Regions from separate parts of the Mus musculus genome. Here region 2 is linked to region 1. A link is a loop called in an ENCODE intact Hi-C map of the cell type or tissue named here. Cell type or tissue: left cerebral cortex. All regions are shown on one strand. Links, peaks and the distances in the headings refer to the core of each region. The heading gives the core; the rest is flanking DNA.

Region 1 (9,627 bases), core at 1,073-9,072:
CTACAAACCAGGTTGTCTCTGAAGGATTCCCACACTCTTTTTTCTTCTGCTCATTATCAGGCTACAAATGCCTTTTGTTGACCCTGAAATCCGCTTTGCATAGCAAACCTAATACCTAGGAGCTGTTCTTTCCTTTTCTCCAGGAATGAGTAAGTGAGTGAGAAACAAGTCATTTGAGCTCTTACATCAGTAAATGAAGCAAGAACAACATTATTTGTCCCAGAAGATCCTGGACTGAAATGCACAGAATCATAGAATGTGTCTGCATGGGACACTTTATGGTATTAGATCAGTATATGTTTGTGAACTGGAATTGGTTAAGCTGAAGAACTACTGGAACAAAGGAATGACAAAGCTCAGTTAAGGTGTCAGCCATGTGTGCAGTCAACTACCATGTGTTCCTACACACTGTTCCTCCACATTCTTGGTGACTCTGTGTGTATCTTAATCCAGAAATATTGCTATCAAATGACTTTATTGTTACAACTACAAAGCATCAGTCACTATGTTCCTGAAGAACAAATGAAGAAGACTGAATTTAAATTTGAGAAGGTTGTGTGGCTCTTTTTATTTATTTATTTATTTATTTATTTATTTACTTAATTTACTTATTTAAATTTAATTTCAAGACAGGATCTTACACTGTAGATCAGGCTGCCCTCAATCTTTCAATAATCCTTCTGCTTTAACCTCTCAAATGTGGCGATTCCAGGTGTGAGCGAGTATTCACTTTATTTCCATGGCTCTTTCAAAATTGGACTACATGCAATAAAAGAAGATGGTTCCATCTGCACTCAGGAATGATGGATGCATTTTGAGTGGATGAGCATGAAAACACACAGCATTCAGTTCACGAATTTATTATTGTTTCTGATTTGCCAAGCTAATCTGTATAAGCACAGAAAAGCAGCAACAGCAGTGGCAGCAAATGATGATTTTTCTTTTATTAAAAGAGTCGGTTTTCATTTGATTAGTCTGCACTGAGCAGCTGAATCCTATGGTGAGATAATTAATTAGAGGCCCACACATCATCTGGTTTTTCTGGTTACATCTAAGGGTTTATTACCATAGTTAGCAAAGGAAAAAAGGAGCCTTGGATGCCCTCAGAATCTACCATTGTTTTGCACACCAGAAACTGATCAAGCATCAGCTGAGTTTGGAAAATGCAAGTGGATCTGGGAGGTGGTCCCTAAGCCTTCCCTGTAGCAAACACCAAGCTTTCAGATTAGTTGAAGAGGAAAAAGGAGAAGGAGAAGAGATGAGGTCAGCTGGATGAGGTGTTAACCATCAGCAATGCCTGCATTCAGGAAGCAGAGGCTCGAACATCAACAGGACAAGGCTTTGGCTTTGAGATCCCAAAGAATTTTTAATTAAACAACTAAATCGATAGAAAGAAGAAAAAAAGAATTGATAGCAAAATGGAGGAAATGGTCACTGACAAAGATTGTAGATGAAGTAGATAATGGGCTTATCCTGTTGATGAGTTCAAGCTTGAGTCTTGTTTTTTGACACCATCGGTTGATAACCTTAATCTGCTAGCTCGCATTTCTTTACAAAAGTTTTAAAAGCCTATTAAAATATAAGTTGAAAGATTATGTGAATATCTACTGTTTTTAGGAATAACGAATAGTTTTAAATCTCAATCATTTTCAGGAGCTTGGTTGTTCGTGATGACAGTAATGCTAAACATTACTTAGAAAGACAAATACTGATAAAATTTCTTATGTAGTTGGCATAGTTATGGATGGGTTTAGATTTGAGCAGAGTGAAGGCATTACGTGGGGAGTCACTATGCTGTTCTCTCTGACTTGTCACTCAGTGTATAATACAGGTAGGCCTTGAATGTGTAGCACGCCTTATGCCTCAGAATCTTGAGTGTAAGATATGACAGGTGTGTTTCTATGCTCAAAGTGGATAGCTATATTGATTCTCTTTGTCCTCTTTTTGGTTTTCTTCTTTCAAACAAGGGTTTTATTATATAGCCTTGGCTGTCCTGAAACTGTCAATGTAGACCAGGCTAGCCTCAAACTCGGAAATCCCTCTGTCTCTGCCTCCCCATTACAAAGACCAAAGATGTGGGCCACTACTCCTGGCTTTCGTTTGGTTGGTTTCTTTGTTTTGTTTTGAGACATGGCTTTACACCCTAGAAGCTGACCTTGAAATGAATATATAGCCAAAGAAGACCTAGTATTCCAGCTTCCTCCTCCTCTTCCAGCTTCTTCTCCTCTACCTCCTAGGCTGAAGATTGTGATTACAGGCTGGCACCACCCCTCTCCTCACTACTCTTGAAACAGTGTTGGTAGCTTTGGATAACAGGAAACTTTGAGGTCTTCCTGTTCTAATGCTGCAAACAAAATACGTGAATAAGCTACATAACATATATATATATATATATATATATATACATATATATATATATACATAACATATATATATATATATAGTAGCAGTTTTTGAACTTTCCCTCATGAAACTTCAGTGACAATAGGCGTTTATGGAAAGTCTACCTAGTAACTTTATGTGTGCAGCACATAGTTCCAACAGCCAACCCCTTTCATCAGAAGAGAACAAAGGAATAAAACCACAAGGTGATGTCAATAACTTGTTTCCTAGCTGTACAGCAGGCAGGGATTTTGTAGATGTTCAGAAAAGGTCATGAGTGTATAGTTGTGGAACTCTGAATATTAAAATGACTGTGTCCTTTGTGCCTGACAGGATCCTCAAAAACTGTAGAACCACAACTTTAAACAGTGAGCAAAGAATAAGGAGAAAGTAGAGAGAAAAGAACATGAGAAGCAGGGGATCTAGGAAGAGTCTGAGAAGGAAGAGGAGGGAGTTGGGGACATTTAGAAAGAGAAGGACGAGAGGAGAGGGCACAGAAGGGAGGAGGAGAGAAGGGGAAGAAATTACCTCCCAATTCTAAGAAAACCAGGAGAGAGATTTAAAGTGAAACCCTTGCAGTGACCAGTTGTGTCTTTGTAAGAAAGTAAACGGCATTTGCAAAGTAGGCTGTGACATTTTCCAGCAAAGAATGCTAAGTTAAAATTGAAGACAGGCATAAAATGAGCTTTAAATAGATTAGCTGAAAATGGGTCCTTTACACAAAGCTACTGACGCTAATGGAGTGGTCATATTAGTGCAAAAAACATTTTGAGCAATATTTTATAACTTCCCTTGTGTATGAAATCCAGTCATTTATTGTAATATCCAATATCCACAACTGTCAAAGAGCGAAGAGAGTGAGACTATTGTGAAGAAAGAAAGAAATAAGTGATTGTTCTCTTGCTAGCCCAATCATTTTGGCTTTATTCAGTGATTTTAATTTGGAGTGCCAGTCTTTCAACACAGAAAGAATGAGAAGAAAGAAAAGGTTGATGGTACTTAAAACAGATTTTCAAATGATATAGCGAGAAGAATTGCTATAGTAGGGAGAAAGGAGAAAGGCGAAAATAGACCTCCCATAGACTTTCCATTTTGAACTCAAACAGGGTACAGTTGTGTTCTCTTGTTTACAAGAGGGGTCTATGATTCATCAACCCTGTGTCTCTGTACAGATGGATAGGCATACAATACAATATCACTTCTCCCCATCCTTCAAACTCTCCTAAATATATTAGGTTGGCACACACATATACAAATATATTTTAGGACACACATTAGGAATACATACTACTTCACAGGCAAACTCAGGCACATATATCACACATGAACACACCACAACATACATCTTACACACACAGCATGTAAGTCCACCAGTTGATCACACACAAAGCATAGCTACATATGTGCCTATGTTTGTGCACATATTTCATGCAACCACCCTTGCATTTGCTTTTCTTCATGGGTCCACCTCATATATAAAATACATGACATTTACATAAGGATGTGTGTTAATATTAACACAGAAAGGTACACACATTGCCCCAGCATTCCCATACATATCACGACACATATATGTATACAAACATGAGCTCATGGATTAGTGTTCACAGAAATATATTCACAGACATAGTCTCAGAAATAAACATCCAAAGACTAGTGAGAAATAAAATAATCTGTATTATGATCTTTGGGAATTTCAGTTACAATGAAGGAAAATAAACAAAGACAAAGAAAGCCGATACAAAGAGCAAAATAAGCCCTGGAGCTTTTTCCTTGCAGAGGGGGATGGCTATTTTAATTCAAAGGGAACCCGTTTTTAATACCATAACAAGTTATAGTAGGTGTGTCTCTCTGTAAAATGTCAGGCAGTGATGCTTAATCCGTTAAATACACAATTCAGTTCCCAGCTGAGCTGAGCTACTCGATCAAGGTCACAGAGGACAGTTACCAGTAGGGGCCTGAGAGGTTTTGAAGCAGGAACCACAGGACCACTCCCTTAGATTCTCCCCCAGTATTTCATTTCACAGGCAAGGAGAGGAATGTGTATTTAAAACAGGATTTCTCCATTTAAAATTCTATTTAATTCATCACCACCATCGTAATTTTGACTGTGTGTGTGTGTGTGTGTGTGTGTGTGTGTGTGTGTGTGTGTGTGTGTGTAGGGGATCATCATTTATAGATGTGCCTGATGCATTTTAAGCATGCTTACACATACAGAAGATTGAGACAGCGTGCTGAGACTGGTGGTCTCTGCTTTAATGATGTCAGACAATGTAGGCTGATGGTGCCGTGTGATGATGCTGTTTTAAACATTAGTGATAGTAATTTAAAACGGAGAGACCCCAAAATCTTCCTATTGTGTGATATTTAGTAATGATGCTTTTGTGTTTATGAAGCAAAGGGCCTTCATAGTGCCAGTCTAGTTAGAAAGCATAGTTTCTTACTGCCCCCTGGTGGTACCTATTAGGAATAACTCTCTCATCACAGAATAAAAGCCAATGTTTTAGGGTAAATATAAAAAAATCTTTGATACTGAAATTTTCTTCACTGATAAAATGTTTTAAATGACCTGTAATATGGCATTAGGTAATTCCCTTTTGTCCCATGAGCCAAAAATATTTCATATACAAATGACTTAGATTTGCATAAATTAGTATTTCTAATTAATTCTGTATCTATTTACGAGTGAGCAGAGCCATATCTGTTGGTGCATGCGTGTAATCTTAGCTCTTCACAAAGCTTAGACAAGAAATGTGTAAATTCTAAGCCCGTCTGCCTAACTTAGAGAGACGCTGTCACAAAATTACAAACACTTCCATAGTCTCTTATAACATTCTACATATAAAGTAATGCATAATTCACATATCACACAATATTCTGCATGACATTTTGTATATGAAATTCCACATAATTCACATAATACTGAAAATATTCTGTATAACATGTTACATATAAATTTTTGCATAATTCTCATAATCTCTGTATTTGGGAGGTAAAAACCAAGGCCCATCGTCATCATCTTTGGCTACATCAGTCTGGCCTACATGAAAGTACATTTAAAAAAAAAAAGGATAGAAGATTAAACTGAGGAATACAGTACTTCCCTGGTCTAATTTAACCCCAGACTGAATTATGCACTGGGGACGATGCATCGAATCTATTTCTCATGTTGTCTACACAAGTTTGATCACCATTTGCCACCATAATCTCCTGATCCCTCCGAGGTGACTCCAATCTGTCGGGAAAGTCCTGCTGCCAAAGTCCAAGTCTACATTACTGGATAGCACGATGCAAAAATAGTGGACTCCCTTTGGCAGCAGAGTTCCCTCTTCTCTTGGGGATCCCAGAGGCCACATAGAATACCTGAGAATGTCAAGTAGTCCTGCACCTGAAACTCCTGGGATGCGTCCCCAAGCTGATGAGGCATCTCAGGGGTCTTAGACTTCAGCCAATGACCTTTGCCCACCCTGGAGATCATCACCCCATTCCCCAAACTATATAACCTTTGGTTCACCATGAATAAAATGCATTCATATGAGCCCACTCTGAATAAAGATATACTCACAAGCTAAGTCTCAGAGAGCTGTTTCATTGAAGGATTTTGCCTAAAAAACTGTAATACTAAGATCACTAGAGAAGACCCACCAAGCGCCTCCAGTCCTACCGGATCCTTCCTGTTCTGGACTCTGCTTCATCCTTCCAGCCCAGTGTGCAGCCCTGTCTGGTCACCTTGAAAGGGAGAAAACAGAAGACACTGAACCACACTTCTGAACCACACTATGAAATCACACCACTCCTGTGCTCACCTGTGCTCTTTCTAAGCTATGTGTCTCATTTCACAGTAGTGCGCTCCACCTTACCGAGCTACTGCAGACTTCTTGCTTGAATGTATCTGGTTCCTTTGAAAGTATGCCTTATTTCTATTCCAGTGGCCACTACTTGGGAATTGAACAATTAAACATTCCTTCCTATTTTGTTATAAAATGGTATTGATCACACAGAAAATTCCAATTCCATAATCATATATGGAGGGGAAGACATCAAAATATTTACTCCCTATCATCTATCTATCTATCTATCTATCTATCTATCTATCTATCTATCTATCTATCTATCTACAATCTTCATTATCTATTTATATATCATCTACCTATTAACTCTATGATCTATTTATCTATCTATCATCTTTGTAATTAACTATTTATTGAAAAATAATCATTCCTCAAATGGTCACTATTCCAATTCCTTAAAACTGCAAATACATAGGTTATATGTCAAAGATAATGATAGAATGACAGCTTGGGGTGCGAGGATAAAGGATAATGAATATTGGGTGGCACACTGGACGCTCAATCTCAAGTCTGCAGTAAATCTTGGCCTTAAAAGAAAATAGTAATTATATAATTTGAAAGCAATGACTACCAGGCCTTGGCATTCCATGTGTATTGAAGAAAGCTAGAATAATTGCTCCAGGTAAAGGTTGGAACACCTGAGGCTACCAGCAACTTCTGAGCAGCTCCAGCAGAGAGGTCATGAGAACAGTGTCTGGAGCTTAAATAAGGAGTGAGTCCTGCGTCGTGGTAGTAAAAGTGATGACAGAGTGAGAAACATTACCAAGTAATAGGCTGACATTGAGAGAGACTGCAGTCATCACCCATAGGAAAGCATTCTTTAATAAAGGAGCTAGCGGTTCAAATTTAGAGTTTTATTACTTTTTTTCTTTCTCCTCTAAGCAACAAAGAAGGTATTCAAAAATTTCCTCCAGGGGGCCTACACAGTTTATAAATGTTTAACAAAATGCATCCCTAACTACTAACTTGACCTTGAGTACCGTGGAGAATGCTGCCCACGTCTACACTACTGGGTAATGTTCATCTGGCTGCATTTGAAATTTCACGTTGAGTATTAGTGAGGCTTTGGGTCCCAGAATGCAGATGCTATGGACATCTGATTTCAGCCTCGATGGCTTCAACTCTCTAATTACACGTTTTCTTTATGGATTAATTAGCTGGGTAGCTGTGTGATTTATCCTGATTGATTGCCATCACAGCAGAACATTTGCAGATGGAGTAAACGATGTGTGTTTTTAGCAGTAGCTATTCTGGTTTCCTTAATTTACACGGAGTGTCAAGGTCTGACAGTCATCACTTGCGTACGATAAGGCAATGCTCCTAGAAAGTATAGCAACAATTGGGTTAATTTAGGTGAAAGCATATATAAAGTCAACTCTATACGTATACAGTTTCAATCAGCTACACATAAAATTATTTGAGAAAGAATGTGGTTGTATAAAGCGTTTGCACAGCTTTTCCTATCATTATTCCTTAAGTATACAGTATGATAAGAATTTCACATAGTACATATACTGTATGAGCCATTGTAAGTACTATAAGTAACCTTTAAATATATGTGAGAATGTACAGAATTATATGCAAGTTTTATCAATTGTATTTTATATGAGAGGCTTGAGTGTCCTCAGATGTTGGTGTCTGTTGAGTATCATGAAACTTTGGGATGCCAAGGATCCTGTATATTTGCATCACATGGTGATGTTATACAGGGGAAATATTCCTATCTGCAAGCAGCCATTGATCTTTTGTGTTATAAGATATTCTCAACAGCTCTAGCAACACTGCTTGCAAAGCAATGATGTGGAGCAGATCTAGCCTCAAAACAGGTTTGGCTTAGACCAGAGTTTGTTTTATTATTAAAACTATTATCATTTTGTTTCTTTCTTTGTGTGTGTGTGTGTGTGTGTGCCATGGTGTACATCTGAATCTCAGAAATTAACTCCTGAAATGTGGATTCTGTTATCAAACTCATGTCACCAGGCTAGGCAACAGGCACCTTTACCGGCTGAGTCAATTCACTGACACCATACATTGTTTTATGACTCTTCTTTTCTGTGTAGTATCACGTGGTGTGGTGGTGGTGGTGGTGGTGGTGGTGGTGGTGGTGGTGGTGGTGGTGGTGGTGTGTGTGTGTGTGTGTCTGTGTCTCTGTGTGTGTGTCTGTGTGTCTGTCTCTGCCTGTATGTCTGTTTGTGCCTCTCTCTCTCTCTCTCTCTCTCTCTCTCTCTCTCTCTCTCTCTCTCTCTGTGTGTGTGTGTGTGTGTGTGTGTGTGTGTGTGTGTGTGTGTGTGTGTGTGTGTGTCAATGTGTGCTGAAAGTTGAAAGAACCTTGAGCATGCCAGGGATACACTGCATCACTGTACATACCCTCCTTTTGCTTCCTTTTCAAAATCTGAGACATGGCCTCAATAAATACCTCAGAGTGTTCTGGAGTTCACTCTATAACCCAGGGTGGTCTTGAACAAATTCAGAATTCCCCAGTTTTAGCTAACTGCATCCCCTATACACATCTCCTCAAATAGCTGGAATTATAGGCTTCTGTCAACAAGCCCAGCAGTTATTTTTTAGACAAATAAAACATTATTTTGAGAAATAGAATACATTTTACATTAAAGGCATTTTTGTTTGTTTGTTTTGCATTTTGAGACAAGGGCTCATGTGACTCAGGTTAGCTGTGGACTAACTTTACTGAAGAAGTTGGTGTTGAAAGCCCCAGGCCCCAGCTTCCAGCTCTCCAGTGTTGGGCTTCCCAGCATGCTCTACCATGCATTTGCTTTTCTATTAATGGTCTTGGCAATCCTGGCCCTGAAATTCTGAATATCAACAATGGCTGCACTGTATCCCTGCTATGTCTAGCCCAGGCCATGAATTCAATTTCTGCTGTCTTTCTCATTAAGTTTACTTGGTTGGCTCCTCATATTCTTCTGCTAGGGCTGTCTCCAAACAAAGAGGATGGGTTAAGTCTCAGGATTGGATCTCCTACATGTCACCAAGTTAAGGCAGCTCAGTGAAAAATACAAGCAGCTAAACATGCTATCTACTTACTGCTATTTTTTCCCATGAAGTTGCATGTTTGGACTTTCTTACAGCATCTATAGGAGGATGTCTTTGGTTCTAAGTTATCATATCAAGTAAAATCTTTTAAAAATTAATATGTATACTCCTGAGCTTTCTCCTCGCCTCTCCCTCCACTCTCTCCCTCTCTCCTTCTTTTCATCTCCCTCCCTTTCTTTCTTCTTTTTGGTGGTACTGGGAATTGAGTCCAGGGCCTTGCTCATGTCCAGGAAGCATTCCACCACTGATCTATTTCTGTTTCTTGTTACCTACCTGTATCCCAGGCAAAAGTTGCATCGGTGATCCCATGACCCCACCCTCTGAGCTGCAGGCACTGTAA
Region 2 (9,627 bases), core at 680-8,679, 380 kb before region 1:
GATAAGCTTCTAAGTTATTTGTGACCAATCATAAAGGACATCATGAGACACTGAGTAACTGATCTCATCCTTTATCCCTATACTATTACACAGAACTTAAGGCCGGCAGAGCTAACCTTATCACCAATGTGTACCATCTTGCATCACAGGCCCATCTTGGTCTCAGCTTCAGACCAACAATGCATTGCAAAAGAAAAATTAAGACCATATCATCCTGTGTAAATGAAAAGCAACTAGCCCTCAATGAGCTCTTGTTCTGGGAAAGGGTATACATTGAACAATACACTATATATTGCCAAAAGAGAATTTGTCAGTAGCCATCTATGATAGGCTAAGGTTAGCAGGTGGCCTTCCTGGAGGTGACCCACTGTTTTTGCATGGTCTGGGATGGATGAGCTCAACAGCAAGGTTCCAAAGAGACTTCACCTCAGGATTACTTATTGCAGCTGATATGCCTTTCCTGTCATTATGAAATTAATATAACAGTCCCTGGACATTAGCCCACCCTACTGATCCGATTTTCTGCTGATCAACATAAAGATGAACATTCATGAATTAATGCAGTTTAGATGAATTAATGATTCTAGAGAATTCCTGATTTGATTCAAATCATTTTAGGACGAAAGTTTTAAGAGATGGCCTTAGCTGTTTTGCTAGAAAGATGTAATAAAGTTAGAATCAAGAATAGAACACACCTACTCCTCATAATCGAAAGTAAAGGCTGCATAAGACATACAATGAGCTTTCATAATCACAATAAAAAGAGAAATAGGCTTTGAACACATGTGTGTTCAAGGAAAAACATTATGTCCAAGGAAGAAGCCAAAGGTGTTGCTTTGACATTATTTTGAGTACATTAGAATGAAACACTGCTTTGAACTTGTTATCAACATCCTTCTGAGACTCGCATTTTATGTAACATTTTATCTCTGAGGTAATTTTCTAAAGACCTGTTTTCTTCTAAGAAGGTATAAAAAGGCCAGAGAAAGGGAATAAAGTTGTTGATTCAATGGTTTGGCTTGGGAGCTCCACCCCATCCATCCATCCATCCAAATGTATATGTCTGTTTGTACGTATATGGGGGTATATGTGTAAGTATGTAAGAATGCATGAATATTTGTGAAGTATCTGGACAGGTGGTTGAGCCCAGGAAAAATGTGAATGTGTTAATGTGTGAATGAGATTGTGAAAGTAAATGTATGTATGAGTGTATATGTGTCTGTACGTATTTGCTTATATAAAGCATCTTAATTCTCTTCCTTTCCTTCTGCTTTGGTTCACAGAGTTAACCAGCCAGACTAGTGAAAAGCTTCCGGCTGTCTGACTGGAGAAGGCAGTGCTAGCAATAAATCTTTTACCTAACCACCTGCTGTTAGCAACAAGTGTCAATAGTTCTAATAGCCTGCAGCTTCAGGCCTCAGAGTAACTCCAAGTCAAGATAGGAATAAGTTATAACAGAAAGTAACCCTACTCTCTCACAGGACTAAGTCTTACCTCCACCAATGCTCTCCACAGAGTACTCAATTCAGAGCTAGGATTCTGACAAGAATTGTTCTAAAGACTCAAGAAAACAACTTTTAAGAGTTACCTACAAAAATACACTGGCCCTGGCATATTCTCATAATTCTTCCTAGATGTTTCTCTTTCATAAGTTCAATGAAAATAAGACAATATAGTCAGAGAATCTTCTATTCAAACTTGTTCTTTTTTCTATGCTGCATTCTAGCCCTGAATTTACTTGTGCTGTGTCTTCAAGTAAATACTGTAATTCCAGTGAGCCTTGTCATTGTGTCAGAGAAGTAAATAATAAAGAGATCTGTTTTTCCAAGGTGCTCTCGGAAATGCTGCATGATCTCTCAGAGAAGGTTACATGGACAATCAACCACTGGATTCACTTTTATTGAATTTTGAAATAAGATTCACAAAGAATATGATTTCCTAGAAATATGAGTCCAATGAGATTTTAAATCCTTTGTTAGTCAAACCATCACCACACAGTGACCCTGTGGCAAGTAATAGGAAAAATTCTGTGCTCAGGAGCTGTACAAACTGCAAGGTTTGTTTGCAACCAGACTGACTGGTTTCAGTCTTTCCTCTGTTACTGGCAAATACAGCAATTCCTGTCTTATCTGCCAACAAATCTGTTGGCTATACTTTGAACTATCTACTACCTGACAACATGTCTAGCCTGATGACTTAGTGTCTTTCAGTCACCTTTTTGCAGTCATAGAGTTAGAGGCTGCATTCAAAGACCAGAAAATTCCTTTAACACATAAATTACAAGGGCTGGGAATACAACTCAGTAGTAAAGCACTTGCCAGGCAATCGGAACTGTGGTCCAAACTCTAGTACCTCATAAACAAACGAACCATAATATTTCTCACTCAACCTCTCCTATCAAAACCCTATATGGTTGCTCATCTGTCATCATTAAAATCCCAAGACCTTGATCAGGCCTTGTCATTGTCTATGCTCTGATGCCTGCATCTAGTGAATGATTTTACCAGCTGACTCATGCCCTTCCTTATGCCCTGGACTTAAGGCAATCAGTTCTGTTTCCTTTTATTTATTTATTTTTTCTCCAGACATACCTGGGGAGTCTTTTCCTTTCTCTCCTCTCTACTTCAAAAGTACTCACAGACATCTGATGGCAGCCTACTTCCTCACCCTTTTCATCTCTTGAAGTATGTACTTTTATAACCATAAATCTACCCTGCATCTCGAACTTTACACTCTCCTTAGTACCTACCTACTTCCTATGTATGAATTTCTCAACAACATGACCTTTACAACTATGTCTTCTCTTGCCATTTTATAACTCACTGAATCCAATTAGTGCTGTCGGTAGCTGCATAGGGCTTATCCACTGAAGCATGCAGCCTGCCACTTGTCATACACCAAAAGAAACATGTCTTTTCTCTCATAGCATCCATCAAATACCAACAACTTCTCAGCTCGGGTTGATGTCTCATAAACCTCCCACACCCACCAATGCCCGAGTTTTGATGGACAGATCTTAAGCAGTTAAAATATGTGCTGTGAGTTCACAGGTACAATGGCTACTTCCTGTCCAGAAGACAGCATTTCCTACCACTCCTTCCATCCCTCAGCTTTTATATTGCTTCAGCTCCCTCCTCTGTAATACTCCCTGAACTTCCAAAACGGATATAGATGTCCCATTTATGGCTGAGGACACATTGTCAATTATTCTCAGCATTTGCCCAGTTACAGGACTCCATATTAACCACTGTCAATTGGAAACAGAATCTTCTCTGAACAAGCCAGAGACCCCCCTTAATCTTGAGAGCTCATAAAGGTGGCTGCCTTGGCCCACCCTACAGGCACTTTAGTATTAGATGAGTGATCCAAGTAGAAGCACTTGAACTCCTCGTCCTCCTGCACCCACCTCCCATAATTAATGGTTTAAGCCAGATCCTGTGCAACCCATTCTAGGAATGGTGCTTTTCTCAAGCAACATAACAAACCCGCAAGTCACAGCTATTTTCATCTCTGTTTTATTTATGAAAAACAAAACAAAACAGGTTTTAAGAGGCACAGTTCCATTCCCAGTCCCACAGTTAGCAAATGTTAGGATGACCATGCAAACACAGGCAGTGCGGCTCCAGAGTTCATAAACCATCCAAGAACTCCACAGATAAATTATGACTTTAGGTAGCTGGCTAATTAATCTCCTTCAAACACTACCAACTACCACTGCTTCCATTTTGCAGCTTGGAAAACCCACGCTAAGATGATCCAGTGACGAGTTCGAGGCCACAGACCTGGGAAGAGTTGCAGCCCAGTGATGACTTTGGTTTATGAACCACAAGGAGACATGGATAATACGTGGAACCATGACTAATAAATAAATGGGGACCCTACACCTGCACTTCCTATCTTTTCCTCCATGGAGCTACTTAAGCAGAACATAACATTTAACATAGGTTCTGACCTTCTGCCTGAACAAATAGCTTCAAAATAGCCTCAGCTCTGGGTTCAAATGAAAACCTCTAGGGTTTGGAGACTGGTGCAGTAAGGAATCTGGCCCCCAGGCCTGGTTCATTTCTGTTTCTCTGTGGCCAACAAATGTGGACAAGATTCAAGGGGATGTTCTAGTGTTGTCAACAGCAGCCAGGGAGCTATTGTGTCATGTATAGCTTTGGGTATCACATGTGTCCTGGCCACAACATGGAGATAAAATGTGAACAATAAATATTCTGGGCAGGGGCAGAGTTAAGGATTGAGGATGTTGTAAGGGTGCAAGAAATATCAACTTTCAACTTTCCTCTCCTGGGTTACTCTATCATTCCTTCTCAAGGGCAGGAGCAAGGGTTGGTGTATATTAATCCTCTTCCTAATTCAGTCATTACTTAATTATACAAATAATTATATTTAACAATATCTACCTACCTATCTATCTATCTATCTATCTATCCATCTATCTATCTAATAATATAATTAACTTAGTATATCCATAAACACTATCCATGTGTTGGTTGTCATCAATCAAATTACCAATAAAGAATCACCTGGTGATTTTCTGGCACTGTATTATGCTAACACAGCCCAGCCCATCTACTTCATACATCCCCAAACTGTGATCAGATGTGATCCCATTCAACTGCTGTATTCCCTAGCATGTCATTCTCAGGCCTTTTGTTAGGTTGTTTTTAACTCACTTTCAATCGGCAAGCCATTGAGTCTCCATTTGATTGTGGGTTGAGGTTCGCCTTCTGCTTCACACAACAAGATGCCACTGCTCCCCGTGCTGTACACGGCACTCTGAGGCTTCTTTTTCCAGCGTGGAGGCTCTGAAGACAAAACAAAGAAATTTCCAGAAGGGTTCTGCATAGCCAGAGATGCGACGACGTTAACAGGTCTGCATTTCTACCCTTAACCAGCAGAGGGCAGACACTACCAAGTATTCCATAGCAACTGTGGAATAGGTTCTACAAAGCAAGATGGCTGTATTTGTGTGTGTGTGTGTGTGTGTGCTTACATTACACTCTAAACATGTATATAAATCTGCATACCAGAAATATACAGCTGTCTTAGCTGTATATATTAATCTTACTGAAATATGAGGGAGGGCTAAGCAGATGGGAACTCATTTAGGGCTGGCTGCTCTTTCTTTTCAGGCTGAAGCGAAGTAGCTGAAAATGGGGCTATGCAGGAAATAGATTCAGAGAGCTTTTTAAACAACAGTAAAATTTGTGAGACCTTGTTCCTTGATTATTGACTCTAGCATTTACATGTCATATGTATAGCAATTTGCATAACTTATCAAGTTGGAAAACATAATTTGCTTTGCAAGAGATGTTCTTCTTGCAAAGGGGCAGAACGGGATCCTGAGAACATTTGACATTTATCACTGGAAGCAAAGCAGTAAAACTAGGGACAGATGATCTTCATCTCTTGATGCACAAAACTTCAAATGTGTAACTCTAAATGGAGTCTCAGAACAGAGCAAGACAAGTGTTCTCATTGCACACGTTACTGTCACATCTTGTCACCATCAGGGCACCACGATGACAACAGTGAATATAAGACTAGAAGGATGCATGAATATTATTATTTTTGTTGTTGTGATTGTTTGCCAACATATATAGCTATGTTGCACTTTCTTGGATACCTTATACCCATAGAGGACAGAAGACGACATCAGATTTCTTGGTTGGGGTTACATAGTGCTGTGAGCTACCATGTAGACGCTGGGAACTAAACCAGAGCCCTTTGAAATAGCAGCTGGTGCTCTCCTACCACTGAGCCATTTCTTCAGACCCATGTGCATAATTGATAATTAATCTCAGAAGTGACTTAATAGAATTTTAAAGTAGTATTTCCCATCAACTTTAGCCTGCTCATTTCCCTGCAAGAACTATGGATTTTTGTGTTGATTAAAAAAAGAAACTTTTTAAAAGATATGAACATATATAAAGTGAAAATATCTTTTAAATGATTTTAGTAAAAGAAAGAAAGGTGATTACATGGGAAATTAAATTTATTAAGGGGTAAGAAAAAACATACAAACAGGTAATTCTGGCAAATCTATGTGATAAAAGAAATAGCAGCCTTATTTATAATAGCCAGAAGCTGGAAAGAACCCAGATGTCCCTCAAGAGAGGAATGGATACAGAAAATGTGGTACATTTATACAATGGAGTACTACTCAGCTATTAAAAACAATGAATTTATGAAATTCTTGGTCAAATGGATGTATCTGGAGGACATCATCCTTAGTCAGGTAACCCAATCACAAAAGAAGTCACTTCATATGCACTCACTGATAAGTGGATATTAGCCCAGAAACTTAGAATACCCAAGGTACAATTTGCAAAACACAAAAAAATCAAGAAGAACGAAGACCAAAGTGTGAATACTTCATTCCTCCTTAGAATAGGGAACAAAACACCCATGGAAGGAGTTACAGAGACAAAGTTTGGAGCTAAGACGAAAGGATGGACCATCCAGAGACTGCCATATCCAGGGATCCATCCCATAATCAGCCACCAAACCCAGACACTATTGCATATACCAGCAAGATTTTGCTGAAAGGACTCTGATATAACTGTCTCTTGTGAGGCTAGGCCAGTGCCTGGCAAATACAGAATTGAATGCTCACAGTCATCTATTGGATGAAACACAGGGCCCCCAATGGAGGAGCTAGAGAAAGCACCCAAAGAGCTAAAGGGGTCTGCAACCCTATAGGTGGAACAACAATATGAACTAACCAGTACCCCCAGAGCTCATGTCTCTAGCTGAATATGTAGCAGAAAATGGCCTAGTTGGCCATCATTGGGAAGAGAGGCCCCTTGGTCTTGCAAACTTTATATGTGCCCGTACAGGGGAATGCCAGGGCCAAGAAGTGGGAGTGGGTGGGTAGGGGAGCAGGGCGGGTATAGGGGACTTTTGGGATAGCATTTGAAATGTATATAAAGAAAATATATTTTTTAAAATATTTTTATTAGGTATTTTCCTCATTTACATTTCCAGTGCTATCCCAAAATTCCCCCATACCCCCCCAACTCCCCTACCCACCCACTCCCACTTTTTGGCCCTGGTGTTCCCCTGTACTGGGGCATATAAAGTTTGCATGACCAATGGGCTTCTCTTTCCAGTGATGGCTGACTAGTCCATCTTTTGATACATATGCAGGTAGAGTCAAGAGCTCCGGGGTACTGGTTAGTTCATAATGTTGTTCCACCTATAGGGTTGCAGATCCCTTTAACTCCTTGGATACTTTCTCTAGCTCCTCCATTGGGGGCCCTGTGATCCATCCAATAGCTGACTGTGAGCATCTGCTTCTGTGTTTGCTAGGCCCCGGCATAGTCTCACAAGAGAGAGCTATATCTGGGTCCTTTCGATAAAATCTTGCTAGTGTATGCAATGGTGTCAGCGTTTGGAAGCTGATTATGGGATGGATCCCTGGACATGGCAGTCTCTCGATGGTCCATCCTTTTGTCTCAGCTCCAAAAAAGAGAGAGAGAAAAAGAAAAGAAAAGGAAAGGAAAGGAAAGGAAAGGAAAGGAAAGGAAAAAAAAGAAAAGAAGAGAAGAGAAGAGAAGAGAAGAGAAAAGAAAAGAATAGAAAAGAAAAGAAAAGAAAAGAAAAGAAAAGAAAAGAAAAGAAAAGAAAAGAAAAGAAAAGAAAAGAAAAGAAAAGAAGCATACCTATAGAATCTCCCAACAGGGTATGGGCTCAGTTGTTAGTTTTCATGTTAAACGCCTGCGTTTATAATAGACTACTCTAAACGTATTGAATTCCTTAACATAAAGTACAATGGTCTAAATTAGAAACTGAGTGACCTTTTGAAGAGGAAGACTGCCTATATGACATTGTATTTTTAAAGGCTTATTTTGTTTATGTGTCAGGTATAGCTACCTGCTCGACATGTGTGTTGGGAACCAAACATAGGTCCCCTGGAAGAGCACCGAATGCTCCTAACGGCTGAGACATCTAACTTTTCAAATTTTTTTCTCAGTCTTTTTATGCAACCATAACAACAAAATTCAATATGTGAAAGTTACAGGGGATACATCCCCATGAATATGTGAGCCATAATGATTATAGTAGAAACTATGACCGTTCCTTTCCAAGCAGGTAGAAATAAAGATCCTGTAATGAAAATATTATTACTCCTGTATAATAAAAATCAATTTTCCAATCCTTATCTTCAGTCTACGAATTTCATTAACCTTTGGTATGACTATATATACCTTTGCACACATATATTAAAGAGATATTACTGTAAGAATCAAATGAAGGGGTGAGGTATTGCTTCATCTAACCTTTGACCTTATGGAAATAATACTGAGCTTTAGAGAATTCATCTAATCTTTTTCAGGGTCATCAGAGAAAGAATTCTCATTTCCTGTTCTTGCCAATCCATGAATCTCAGAACAGAGCCTCTGGGGAAACAACAGAGACATGCAAAGCTATAGAGGAAGTCCTCATGGACAGGCATCTCATGCAGGATAACTAGGAATCAAGGTGAGTTCAGCTGTCCAGTTGAGTCTTTGCCTTTCCAACCTCTCCTCTCCTCACCTATATTTATCAACTGATGTAGGAAGTTTCAAGTATTTTGTAGTTCACAGCAACCATCCCTATACATTAGCTTGGTCCTTCTTCATAAGTGTTAAAAACACTTCCACATTCACGTAGATGATTCTCTCCTTTGCCCCCCTTAAGTTTCTGGTCCTGAACAGCTGTAAACATTGTCATGAAACTTGAGAAAGACTTAATACCTGCCTATGACTATTGAATACAGTTGAGGCTGAGACTCTCACTGTTGACTTTGCTAGTTGACTCTTTAGGAGTTCAATCTTGAAGTCAGCACAGAGTCCTAGAACAGTGATCGCTAGAGAGCTAGGGTTGAAGCTTGCTGTCTTGTTTCTTCCTGGTTCCAACTGTCTCCAAATAGATGTATATGGTGGGCTTTTAAGTAGAACTTAGTAAAAGAAGACTTCAGTAGAATAGACATAAGAAGCAAAACAAAACCTAAAGCATCTTGGATGGGAAATAATCTTCACTCTCGGGTCATCCAGTATCCCAAGACATAGATTTAATGAACATATTATTTATTTCACTGATACTGGGTTGTCATGAGCCAGGGGACATGAGTTTGATAAGAAACTTAGAGTGGCTGAGATGCAAGGCCAGAGAATCAGCATACGTTTCCAAAGGCTCTCATCACACAACTGTGTGATGAGTAATTTCTAGTCAAGGGGTTAGAGAAGAGACCAAACATAAAAGAAAAGACAAGTAAAGCAGGGGAAGAAGCCGTGGTGTCCCACTCTTTTCTCCACATGCCTGAGATATGTGTTAGCTGATAAACATGCTTCCACTATAACTTCACCCAGTTAATCATAATAAGAAACAAAATGCAAGATGATAAGTTCAATTTATAATGTCCAAAATGGTAATGTTTAAGCATGAATCCTGACAACATTATAAGCAAGCTGAAAATGTTTGCTATGTGACCAAAAACCAAACAGAACAGGAAATTTGGTGTCTATGAAACAAACATCTAACATAGTGAACATTTTTAGTAAATTTTTTTATCACAGAGGGCTACTTAATATTTATACTCTTGATTTTCCTGGAACAATGTCTCATTTACATCAGGCA

What was found. Peaks named below come from ENCODE experiments on the same cell type or tissue, not always from the same donor. Only the 100,000 strongest peaks of a DNase experiment are listed, where the experiment ranks them.
Region 2: it touches region 1 in a loop (8-fold over the local background); 41 of 42 quality-filtered maps call a loop at or near these places.

What each region holds. Positions count from the first base shown.
Region 1 is chr6:103,302,097-103,311,723 of GRCm38, reverse strand. No RefSeq gene overlaps it. Among named protein-coding and RNA genes, the nearest start is that of Chl1, 200 kb to the left of the region's middle. In left cerebral cortex, for the core only: a CTCF peak has its summit at 4,841 (motif pointing left); a DNase peak (open chromatin) is centred at 4,709.
Region 2 is chr6:103,678,332-103,687,958 of GRCm38, reverse strand. Chl1 (cell adhesion molecule L1-like) reads right to left here. Exons shown (of 27, transcript NM_007697.2): 10 at 4,680-4,811. Among named protein-coding and RNA genes, the nearest start is that of Gm52915, 8.6 kb to the left of the region's middle. In left cerebral cortex, for the core only: a CTCF peak has its summit at 4,893 (motif pointing right); a DNase peak (open chromatin) is centred at 4,907; H3K27ac peaks cover 284 bases.